2 separate regions of the Homo sapiens genome follow, and region 1 is linked to region 2. The links are chromatin contacts, found by Hi-C or POLR2A ChIA-PET in ENCODE. All regions are on one chromosome and are shown on one strand. The core of a region is the stretch at or near the end of the contact, and the rest is flanking DNA. Distances in the headings are between cores, read along the strand shown.

The links. A loop is a pair of places that touch in the nucleus more often than their neighbours do. ChIA-PET counts read pairs that join two places held with the same protein, here RNA polymerase II (POLR2A). Pooled maps may share reads with other maps.
Region 1: a loop to region 2 is called in a map of naive thymus-derived CD4-positive, alpha-beta T cell, with 4 times the contacts of the local background. The contact joins two enhancer-like sites. A Hi-C loop is called at or near these places in 2 of 168 maps with a recorded cell type or tissue (OCI-LY7 and naive thymus-derived CD4-positive, alpha-beta T cell), 19 of 37 single-sample maps with no recorded cell type and 12 of 50 pooled maps. POLR2A ChIA-PET finds 5 or more read pairs at or near these places in 11 of 52 experiments (BJ, CD4-positive, alpha-beta T cell, CD4-positive, alpha-beta memory T cell and 8 more).

The regions. Positions count from the first base shown.
Region 1 is chr10:14,541,992-14,547,641 of GRCh38, reverse strand. The region is part of intron 2 of FAM107B (family with sequence similarity 107 member B); the gene reads left to right. Among named protein-coding and RNA genes, the nearest start is that of MIR1265, 110 kb to the right of the region's middle. Within about 2 kb of position 4,206, at least 21 of the 41 ENCODE cell types and tissues checked have a DNase peak (open chromatin) inside an H3K27ac peak, as active enhancers do; they include CD4-positive, alpha-beta T cell, where a contact is called at or near this core.
Region 2 is chr10:14,644,076-14,650,174 of GRCh38, reverse strand. The region is part of intron 2 of FAM107B (family with sequence similarity 107 member B); the gene reads left to right. Among named protein-coding and RNA genes, the nearest start is that of FAM107B, 130 kb to the left of the region's middle. RefSeq lists enhancers at 983-1,483, 311-1,510, 2,014-2,183, 4,701-4,850. Within about 2 kb of position 1,959, at least 28 of the 41 ENCODE cell types and tissues checked have a DNase peak (open chromatin) inside an H3K27ac peak, as active enhancers do; they include CD4-positive, alpha-beta T cell, where a contact is called at or near this core.

The DNA.
Region 1 (5,650 bases), core at 2,957-5,456, 100 kb after region 2:
CTAAAATTCAAAATTTTTTGAGCACTGACATGCTGCTTAAAGGAAATGCTCACCGGAGCATTTCAGAGTGTAGATACTCAGAAATATTCCAAATATGCTAAAATTGGAAAAGCTTTGAAATCTGAAACACTTCTGGTGTTTCGGATAAGGGATGCTCAACCTGTAGTGAGTGAGTGGTTGGAAGTTAGAACATATTCTTCTGTAGAAACAAACCTGTTTGACCCACAATTTGGCCAATATACGGAGATTTGAGATGAAAAACTTACAAAATGATAGAATGACTGGCTGTCATTTTACCAGTAAGGAAACAAACCCAGAGAAGTGAAGTCAGGATTTAGGTTTGTGGACCTTTTATTTAAGGTTCTTTCTACTCTGCCATACGTTACTAGTGACTTCAGACAACAGTGTCGAATCTCATCAGCCAAAACCCACCAGGAACACAACGTGTAGTTATACAGAAGTTGGCTTCGTTTAGCTTGCTTCTGCCGGGGCCAGTGTACCCAGAAGAACCCTGGGACTATTTTGGAAAGGCAGACTTGGGGTTGTTGTTGGACTGGGTGATTTGAAGGTGGAATTAGGGAAATGGGACCAGATCTGGGTTGGATGTGGCCAGGAGGCAGAAACAATTCAGTGATTGGGTATCCAACAACTTTTATCTAGGAGGTAGGAGATTAAAGTAGAGTTAGAGTGGCCATGCAGTAAAGAATTTGCAATCATACATGTTGGTGAGAAAAGGGGGCATCTGGTTATTTTTGTGGTAGTAATGTGGGCCCATCTGTGTCCGTTTTTGAGCATTCATTATGTTCTGATGGGAATATGGGGGTCAGGTTGTCAATTAGACTGGTCTTTACTTTGAAGGTCGGTAGGGTTGAATTTAATTTGTTCACCAACTTACTTAATTTCATTCTGAATGCTGATGCTTGAGGAATAGGTTTTAATGGAGCAAGATGCAGTGGGAAGTAGGGACTTAGAGGATGTCTAAATAACCGTGTCTGAGCAGTCACTGGTTTTTAAACATTGTAGCTGCTCAATGGTAATAATGCAAATTTTAAAAAAGGCAGATGGGTAGTTTTCGCCTAGCTTGAGAAGCTTTAAAAATCATCATGACGACTGTACTATCTTAAAACGTGATCAGCTATAGAAGCAGATAAAACTGTCGAGCTGTTATTAAAGTGTACTTACAGTTGAAACATATTAGTCTTCAAAGATGCCATCCAGTTACTGATCCAGAGGTAATGTTAATGGTGGTGTTACTCACGGTGCCAAAACACCCACAGATCAGTAGAAAATGTGGACAGTCAATTTAGAAAATTTGCAAAGCAGTCAGAAGTGAGAGGCAGTGTTGGGTAGTGAAGAGTGGACCAGACTCCAATCTTGGTCCTAGTCCGAGCTTTGCCACTGTGTGGTCCAGAATGTCTTTGCCACTCTCTTAACTTAGTCATTTCATCTCTCTGGGCCTCAGTTTCCTCATCTGTCATAATGAGGAAGTTGAACACCTGGTCTCTGTGTTCCTTCTAAAGTTTCTGTCATTAAGTCTGTTTGAAGATAGTCTCTTCTTTTGAAAGTATTAGTTTGTTTGGCCAGTTGGGCCAGGTCATAAATATTACGGAATTATTAGTCAGCTCTTGAAGACAGGAATGTTTGAGGGCTTTGAAAGCTAGCCCAGCAGGAAGCTTTTCGTGGTCTGTGTATTTTCCTTCCTCTCAGGAATGATTAGGCCGAAATCAACCATCTTCTCAGTCCATCCTCTTTGTAGTTTCCTGAGATGAATGACCGAGGTGTTTTCTCCTCAGAAAATAACATAGGAGAAAAATTCCAAGGGAGGTCTCTTTATTCAGGAACTTGCAATTTAGGAATTAAGTGTGATAACTTTATTTTACCAATTTTAATTTTGTGACTATAACATAATATAAATAAGGATTCTGTTACATGCAAATTTTGAAATCATGCAAAAACCAAAAAAGGAAAAGAAGTCAATCAAAACTTGTATAATTTCAAAGATGGTGGCCAGGTGGTTTGGAAGCTGTGCATGGGATTGCCACATGGCCTCTCCCCTCTAGCAGGCAACAGGTGCCTTGTGTGTTTAGTCAGTATCTGCTGCATGTCATTGCTGATGGCATTCAAGTTTTTGCTTATGTGTGCTGGTATTTAATGTTCACTTAGATCTAAATATCTTTTTTTAGCCTTCAAAGATGTCAACCAGGTATTCATCAAGAGATATATTAATGGGGATGTTAGTGATAGAGCCCAGGACACCCCCAGCCCCCAGATCAATAGCTTTGTAACAGAAGCGCTAAACCACTATGAAGGTGATCAGACAACAGGGGGATGCATCCTGCCATTAATTTAGCAGAAAGAGCACACGTCCAAATAGGAGAGTTAAAATAGAGAGGTGCTGTAGCAAAGTGGCTCAGAGCATGGACTCTGGAGCTAGCTGCATGATGCTGCTAGCTGCCATTTAATTAGCCTTGTAGATTTAGGCAAGTCACCTAGTCTCGCTGGGCCTTAATTTCCCTATCTGTATGATGGAATAAATTTAATGTCTACTGCAAAGGTTATGTGACACTTAGCAAACATGATAAAACACAGGTTGCCGGGCCCACCCCCCAGAGACTGACTCACTGCATCTCCGATATTTGCATTTAACTAATTCCATGATGGTGCCGATGCCTCGGACCCTGGGATGACACTTTGAGGATCACCATGCTGTGCATTTGTACACACAGACACACACGTAGGCATTTGTTTTCCAAAGTAAAGGGCATACTGTTTGGAGCCTAATGTTTTTCTCCTATTTAGTGCCTTGTGAATATTTTCCCTTTCATTATTTATTCTAATAATGGATGATTTTAAGCTGCACTGTATTCCATTATTAGATATTTAAATGGCTTCCATTTTTTCCGCTATCATAGACCATGCCGGAATAAATATCATTCTGTGTACACTTGTCTACATCTCTGTTGATGTCTTTAGGGTAAATTCCTAAAAGTGGAATTACTGCGTTCAAGGGTGTTTCACGGTAAGGCCTTTTGCTACACATTGCCAACAAATTCTTCAGAGAGTAGCAGAAATTTGTCTTCTTACAAGTAGTCTATGAGAGTAGATGCTGATTTTCTAAATGTAAGGGAATAAGAAAAACTTCATGATTAACTTTTTTCACGTGTATTTGGGCTTTGGTGGGAGTAGGCAAGAAGAATATCCGTGGATTTATAGAGTAAGCAAAAGTATGTCAGGAAAAACTAGGAAGAATAGGGCTGAACTGTGGCTTGATTTCAGGAGAGTTTCTGGGATTCAGACTTGAATTAACTGAATGATGCTGTAATGTATAAGTGTTGGTATAGGTGATTTTATGCAAAGAAGAATAAACATTGGCTTACTTTTATTTATCGTATACGGTATGGGTGACTACTGCTGCTAGTTCAAGGGTCTTGATTTTTTAAAAATGTGTTTCTTGACTGTGGTAGCTGGGAGCCCCAGGATACAGACTTTTGGTTAAATAACATCTGCTCCACTCTGCCTTCCCGTGTGGGCCTCTCTAACCCTGGGCCAAGCAGTTGAGTCTCTCCTCGGGGTGCCTGGAGTGAGGGTGGATACAGCTTGGGTAATTCAGCATCTGTACCTAAAAACTTACTCAATGTAGGCTTCATGTAAAGAAGTCAGTGGTTCTTGGGAACAGGGGTGAGTGAATGGAGGCGAAAGGTGGGGCCCTCCACAGGTCAGTCAGGCCCTCAGGGTGGGACAAGAGCTGTAGGGCTCTTGGTTATAAACCTGTGTGGTGGAGACCAGCAGGTGAGCCAAACTCTTCTTTATTATCAGAACATTTCACTAATAAGGGATCTCAAGGGTCATCTGGCACAGCCTTCTCTTTTTGCAGATAAGGAAGCTAAATAATTTATTATTTCAGTTAAGCTTCACCATATGAGAGTTTTTGGTTTTTTTTTTTTTTTTTTAAAGTTTTTAGGATCAGATAGTGAACCTTGGAACAGAATTGGCTGCTTTTTGTTTCTTTTTTCTGGAAGTGCTGAACTTTAGAGAATTGTGGCTGCATGGTAGACAGGCAAAACAGGAAGGACACAGTGCAGCTGAGAGCGAGGGTGGCCTGTGGTCTCTCGTTTGGCCTGGAGAACGGGCTGATTTCAACTCCTCCTGCACTGCTCCTGAGTCACGGGTCCTACACCACCGTGCCTCTCTCCCGAGCTCAGGAGGCCGAGCTCAGGACTGCATGCTCCTTCCTGAGTGGTCTCCAAAGGCTTCAGAGTGGCCTTGGATGAAGAGCTGCTCACTTCTGTGCCAGTCATGTTTTTTAGAATTTACGTACTAGTTTTCTTCTTGCAATTCAAAAAAGTGTTTTTTTTCTTTTCCTTTTAGTAAAGAAACACGTATGACGGGTTATTTCTTTTAAAAAGCAACAGCTCCCCTGAACACCAAACTGTGCCTTTTACCACTGGGTGACACTGTTAGACCACAGAACGTGCTTTGCTGGTAAAATCAAGAGTCCTTGAATTTCAGATTTCATCAAGCTACTTTACATAGGAGAGAGAAACTCCAAATCACTTAATAGTCATCTATCAAATGTTATTTGATAAGTGTAATTTATCAATTTTAAGGCCAATGAGTTTAAGGCAATCAGTTATTAAAGAAATCCATTAATTGGGCAGGATTTCCATTGCTTAGAAGTTTTTGCAGATTAATGTGCTGCATATTAATGAACTAATTATTTCATGGGAATATTTATGCAAGCCAGTGTACTAATATATCTATTTCTCACCAGACAAAAGTCTAAGTTATCTTTCTTTGGCAAAAGACTCACTGTTGATACACAGCAATTAATGTTACGGAGTTTTAGTGAGGATTTTTTTGAGCCATCTTAAAAGCACGTCTGTTGGTTAGAGAAATGGGTATTTGGTTCTCTGTACTGGTATGTGTTAAGAAGATTATGTCTTACTATTTCTGAGCTCTTTCAAGATCAAATGAAGACAGAATTGTTCAAAGCGTGGGTTGACCTCCCCTACTCAGTTTTTGGCTCCTTTTGGAAATCTGATGTCTGCCCTTCTAAGCGTAAGGTGAGCATTATCTGGTCAGTTTCAGCTGACCACTATGTGACTGAGATGTTTCTGAGGTTAAGAATTGAGTGCGAGTCAGGCCCTCCCTTTGTGGGGTTAACATGAGAAAGAAGACAACTTCAAATTTAATTTTAATAGAATCAGACTTCAGTATCCTACAAGAGGTATTAATGGAGTCCTGCAGGAGTGTAAAGGGGAAACACTGAGGAGGAGCCAGGGAAGACTTGGTGGGGTGAGTTCCTTCATTTGGGTACTCTAAACCGCCCGTATTATCCTGTTCATTCAATACTTTTTTTTTTTTTTTTTTTTGAGATGGAGTCTCACTGCATTGCCCAGGCTGGAGTGAAGTGGCGCGACCTTGGCTCACTGCAGCCTCTGCCTCCTGCGTTCAAGCGATTCTCGTGCCTCAGCCTCCTAAGTAGCTGGGACTACACACATGCACCACGATGCCTGGCTCATTTTTGTATTATTATTATTATTTTTTTAAGTAGAGATGGGGTTTCTACTTGGCCAAGCTGGTCTCAAACTCCTGATCTCAAGTGATCTGCCTGCCTCAGCCTCTCAAAAGTGATGGGATTTACAGGCGT
Region 2 (6,099 bases), core at 710-3,209:
AATAATGCAGGTGAAGAGGCTTTCATGCTTTTGCTAGGAAGACCTCAAATGTAGCATTGACAAAAGTGGGGCTTCTGGAAAGCTTCCTCCAGGGAGCACGTCCTTCCTCCTTCTTCCTATCTGGGACATTGACAGGATACTATGGCAGCCACCTCGGACCAGGTGTTGACCCAAGAGATGAAACCATGTGTTAAGGATACTGGAGGAAACGCACAGGACATGCCTGCATCTCTGATGACTGAAGAGCAGCAATACTAACTCTGCACTGAGTGCCCACTGGCCCTTATTATGTGTAATGGTCAAACAATGTGCCAATGAAAAGAGTCAAACTCTATAAAAAATTTGAAGAGATGTATTCCGAGCCAAATATGAGTGACCATGGCCTGTGACACAGCCCCAGGAGATCCTAAGAACATGTGCCCAGGTGGTCAGACTACAGCTTGGTTTTATACACTTTAAGGAAACATAAGACATAAATTAATACAGGTAAGATGTACATTGGTTCAGTCTGGAAAAGGTGGGACAACTCGAAGTGGGGGGTGTCCAGGTCACAGGTGGATTCAAAGATTTTCTGATTGGCAAGTGCTTGAAAGTGTTAAGTGATTATCTAAAGATGTGGAATCAATAGAAGGGAGTGTCTGGGTTAAGATAAGAAGTTGTGGAGACTAAGGTTCTTATTATGTAGATGAAGCCTCCAGATAGCAGGCTTCAGAGAGACTAGATGGTAAATGTTTCTTAACAGACTTTAAAAGGTGCCAGACTCTTAGTTAATTCTCTCCTAGATCAGAAAAAAGACCTGGAAAGGAAAGGGAATTCTCTATAAAACATAGGTTTTCCCCACAAGAGACAGCTTTGCAGTGCCATTTCAAAATGTGTCAAAGAAATGTATTTTGGGATAAAATATCTTGATTTCTTTCAGGTCCTGCTGTCTGTCATGTGGTTATCTTATTGCTACGCAGAGTCTGTTTTGTCAGTCTTATGGTCTCTGTTTTAATGCTAATGTTAGTCAGCAGTGCCTGAATTCCAAAGGGAGCAATATAAACTGAGGCATGTCTGATCATGCATTCCCATCATGGCCTGAACTGGTGTGCTTATTTTAGAATGCCCTTGGCCAAGAGGAGAGGTCCATTCAGCTGGTTGTGGGGCTTAGAATTTTATATTTGGCTTACGAATGAAACCTACCATGTTGTTTATACTGCCATTGTGTTACCATTATTTGTAGACAAACCTCATCCTCGTTTGTGTTTCTAAGACCAGGAAGCTTCTTTAGGGGAATTGTCTCTGTGTCTTTTTTAATCTCTATCATAGCATCCATGCAGTGCACATAGAACCAAGTCCTCGATAAATATTTATGGAATGAAGAACTTGAATTAAACCAACTTGGAGAATGGTGTGGAAAGTACTGGGCTAGATGACGTGGGTTCTGAAGATGAAGAGAACAGTATCTCATTCTCAAAGAACTGATAGTAAAATTACATGTGGGTTGTGGGTGTGTCACTGTTTGCCACCGACGCACCTGGGTGGGGTCAGGCAGAAGGTGCCTGTCCTCTGTGTCTCAATAAAACACAAGATGCCCATTCACTTCTGGTTTTCTCCTGGTATCATTGGCTCTTCGGTGTCTGCTGGAAAAGCTGGGCTTTTCCCAGTGTTACCATGACGTCTGAGCTTTGAGAGCTGTTTCTTTTCCCCTCGGAGCCTGAGAGAGATTATTCCAGTGATATCTGAATAGCTTGAGTTCGCTGGGTATGAACACAGAGGAAGTGGTTCCCTAGCAACAGGCGCCTCTGAAAGCCTCTTAGCACTCAGTACTTCTCCGGGCTTTTTGTTTCCCCTCGTTCATGCTGCCTGTCAGCAAATGGCCAGAGTGATTGCACCTGCTCCAAATTAGGGCTGGTCAGTTCGACCCCAGCAGTTCGGTTTTACTAAGTCAAAGTTCCTCTTTCAGTCAAGCTTCCTTGTGAGGCCTGGGGCCTATTTTGCTCCTGGTTAGACCATAATTACCTCAGATGACACTTCCTTCTTTGTTGTCTAGATTTTGACCAGAAATGGAAAATACCGAAGTGACTGAGATCATTTTAATTGAATTAGTAAAAGAATACTTTTTTTTTTTGGCACGTCTTTTCAAATATGCTAAACCTCTTAAGAAAATGTTTTATATCGCCTTTTTTTTTTTCCGCTAAAAATGGATTCTCACTCCATTTTTTCAGTTTCTCCGCAGAAGACTTAACAAATTCTGCCTTCCTTAACTGTGTCAGCATCTCAATACATATTTGAATATATGAGTTGGTTGGGGCAATATTAGAGGGTGTTTACCGCATTGCCTTGGCATCTGGAGACAGCCCTTACTGAGAGCATTGGTCATTGGTACAGACCATGGCATATAACTCTGAGATGAGTCCAGAATTGTTGACTGCAAATGCCTTGTTTCATTTTCAAACAGCAATCCATATTACTGTTTGAATTAGCAATCTTTTTTTTTTTTTTTTTTTGAGATGGAGTCTAACTTTGTCACCCAGGTTGGAGTGCAATGGCACGATCTTGGCTCCTCTGCAACCTCCGCCTCCCAGGTTCAAGTGATTCCTCCTGCCTCAGCCTCCCGAGTAGCTGGGACTACAGTCACCCACCACCATGCCTGGCTAATTTTTTTGTACTTTTTTTAGTAGAGACGGGGTTTCACCAAGTTGGTCAGGCTGGCTTCAAACTCCTGACCTCAAGTGATCCACCCACCTTGGCCTCCCAAAGTGCTGGGACTACAGGCCTGAGCCACTGCACCCAGACTGAATTAGCAATTTTATAGGAGATGGTTATACGTCTCTGCCTACCAGTTGGTTAGTATCGATTTGTAGCACTGAAAATCTGGCCAAGACTGTGGTGATGAATGACAGCATACAACTAAATTGAGCCTCACAGCTCCCGGAATTCTTCTTGTCTGTACCTTTTAAAATATTTTCTTTCCTTCATTCATTCAACCAACAAATATTTGTAATTATAATTGAGTGTCTGCTATGTGGAAGACTTTCTGTGGGAAAAACGTGAATGGCCCATCTTAGGAAGTTCTCCATTTAAAAGAGGAGAAAATGGAGCCGGGCACAGTGGCTCACACTTGTAATCCCAGCACTTTGGGAGGCCGAGGCAGGCGGATCACGAGGTCAGGAGATCAAGACTATCCTGGCTAACACGGTGAAACCCCGTCTCTACTAAAAATACAAAAAAATTAGCCAGGCCTGGTGGTGGGTGCCTATAGTCCCAGCTACTTGGGAGACTGAGGCAGGAGAATGGCGTGAATCCAGGAGGCGGAGCTTGCAGTGAGCAGAGATTGTGCCACTGCACTCCAGCCTGGGTGACAGAGTGAGACTCCGTCTCAAAAAAAAAAAAAAAAAAAAAAGGAGAAAATGGAAGGTAAATCAGTACAACCTCAATGGAAAACAGTATGGCGAGCTCTCAAGGAACTAAGAGTAGATCTACTATTTGACCCAGCAGTCCCACTGCTGGGTACCCACCCAAAGGAAAAGAAGTCATTATATCAACACCTTGCACTCATATGTGTATTGCAGCACAATTCACAATTGCAAAGACATGCAATCAACCTAAGTGCCCATCAAGCAATGAGTGGATAAAGAAAATGTGGCATTTATATGCTATGGAATACGCCTCAGCTATAAAAAAGAATAAATGTCTTTTGGGCAACTTTGATGGAGCTGGAGGCCATTATCCTAAGTGAAGTAACTCAGGAATGGAAAACCAAATACTGCATGTTCTCACTCCTAAATGGGAGCTAAGCGATGGGCATACAGAGTGGTACAGTGGACACTGGAGACTCAGGAGGAGGGAGGGTGGACGGGGGTGAGGAATGAAAAATTCCCTATTAGGTACAATGTACACTATTTGGGTGACAGGTACACTAAAGGCCCAGACTCCCTCACTATATAATTCATCTATGTCACCAAAAACCGCTTGTACCTCTAAAGCTATTGAAATAAAAAAAACATTTTTTTAAGTGGGTAAGATGCATACACATGTAACTAATGACTGTCAAGCAAGATCACAGCCTAAAGAAAGATAAGCCATGCATTACGGACAATCTGTTTAATCACCTATCACCTCTTCCCCGAGAGGACACTGGTGGAGTTTTAGAGTAACCAACCTTGCAGAGTGGTCAACTGGAGAGGAGGGAGGAGAGCTGAGAAGTTTGGGTCTGTTCTGCAGATAAATCGAGGGCTTGTTTCCAACACTATTAGTCCAATTCTTATTGTTAACCTTTCATTCATTAAAACAACAAAACTGTAAAATCACCTCTGTGTCATGATATTCATTTCCACCCAATGGGTTATTTTTCATCAATGTTAAGAACTTGACATATGTCAGCCAAAGTGACATATAACAGAAATCAGGGAGAGAATTTATCTGGGAGCTGGGAATAGTAAAAAAAATAAAATAAATCCTAGCTTAGGTGAAATTGGAATTGCCGCTGTTTGTCTCATTTTCCTCCCAGGCATTATTTTCCACTTGTAAAAGAGAAAGGAAGAAAAATACGTCTCAGTAGCCAAGCCCTCTGGGAGAGAGGTTCTCTCTTTAACAGCCACATCCCCCTACAAGCTGAGGAGTCTCTCCAGGGTCCTGTGCTCAGTTACAATCACAGTCACAGTGAACCAGAAAGAATGAGTTATAAATGAATGGAGATGTGGGGGAAGAAAGGACCATCTGAATCAGACAGCCACAGTGTGTTCTTTCTCAGGCTTGCTTAGACGAACGGGAAACGGAAACCTAAAAGCCATTCTTGGTGTATACAGGTGACAAGCCCTTGGGGATCATTTCAGACTTACTAAAATAGCCACTGCCTTCTGAGCAGTTGACACCCCTGGAAGATTTATAAAGTGGAGAATGCGAGACAGGCAGTAAAGGAGCTTTTTGTAGCCAAATAAGTGAATTGCACCCTTGGGCAGAAAGGACAGTCAGGTCCTGCCCATGAAAAGAACTACATTTCTCCAGCAGCATGTCCTGAATCACAAAGCTGGGGCCCTGTTGTAACTAAGTGGTTCCTCAGGCATAGTTTCCTCTCCCTACCACACTCAGTATTTTCCATTTTGAATCAAATCACATTCAAGAAAGATAATGGCTGATTATTATTTTTAGAATCCTGGAAATGGATTCCCCGTGACACTTGGTGAGCAGGTTGGGACCAGGCTTTGACTCCTATGCCCATTCATGCAAAGTAAGGAAGTTAATATTTATTGAGCACCTACTAGACCAGATATGCTATGTATATCCCTTCTTATAATTAGGAGGCAATTTATTACCTGCTTTGTGCAGCTGGCCACGAAGATGATGGGACAGAGGAAGCATCTAAGAAAGACCTCTCCTGTCCGATGCACAAAAAGGAGGATGGTTTTTGTGTTTTGTAGTAAGCACACTCATACCAATACTTGCATTTGTGTGGCATTCTTCATAATGCTTTTGCAATCATTTTATTTGGACCTGCCATTAAAATGCCTTGCCATAGGATGGGACAGATAGAATTTTCACTTTATGGGTAAAGAAATTGAGTCATAGAGAAATTAAGTGATATGTTAATGCCATATGGCAAATGAGAAGCAAAACCAAGATGATATTTTCACATTTTCTGAGTTCTAGTGCAGAGGAGAACATCAGACATATCTGTATTATTTATTTCTGTTAATGTACAAATGTACATGGTGTAATGGGTCTTACTTAGCAGGGCAGGCAGCATACGCATGAAAGAACAACATGAGCCGTGCTGGATGCAAATCCCAGCTCAACCTCTGGTTTGTTGTTTGACTTTGGGAAATGTCTTTATCTATACAATAGATAGAAATAGATAAATGACCTACCTCATCAGCTAGGTGTGAAGATAACACAATGTAATATATGGAATATAGTAAAGGGTTAAATAGGGAATTAAATGAGAAGAGTGCCTGGAATATAGTAAGCATTTGATAAATGTTAGCCATCATCATTATCATTGTATCATTGTAAATTTTCAATAAATGTTGGTCTCTTCCCCCACGATTCTACTATCTTACTGCAATAACAGGATTATGTACAGAGTGAGAGAGAATAAGAATACAAAGAGAGAGAGGA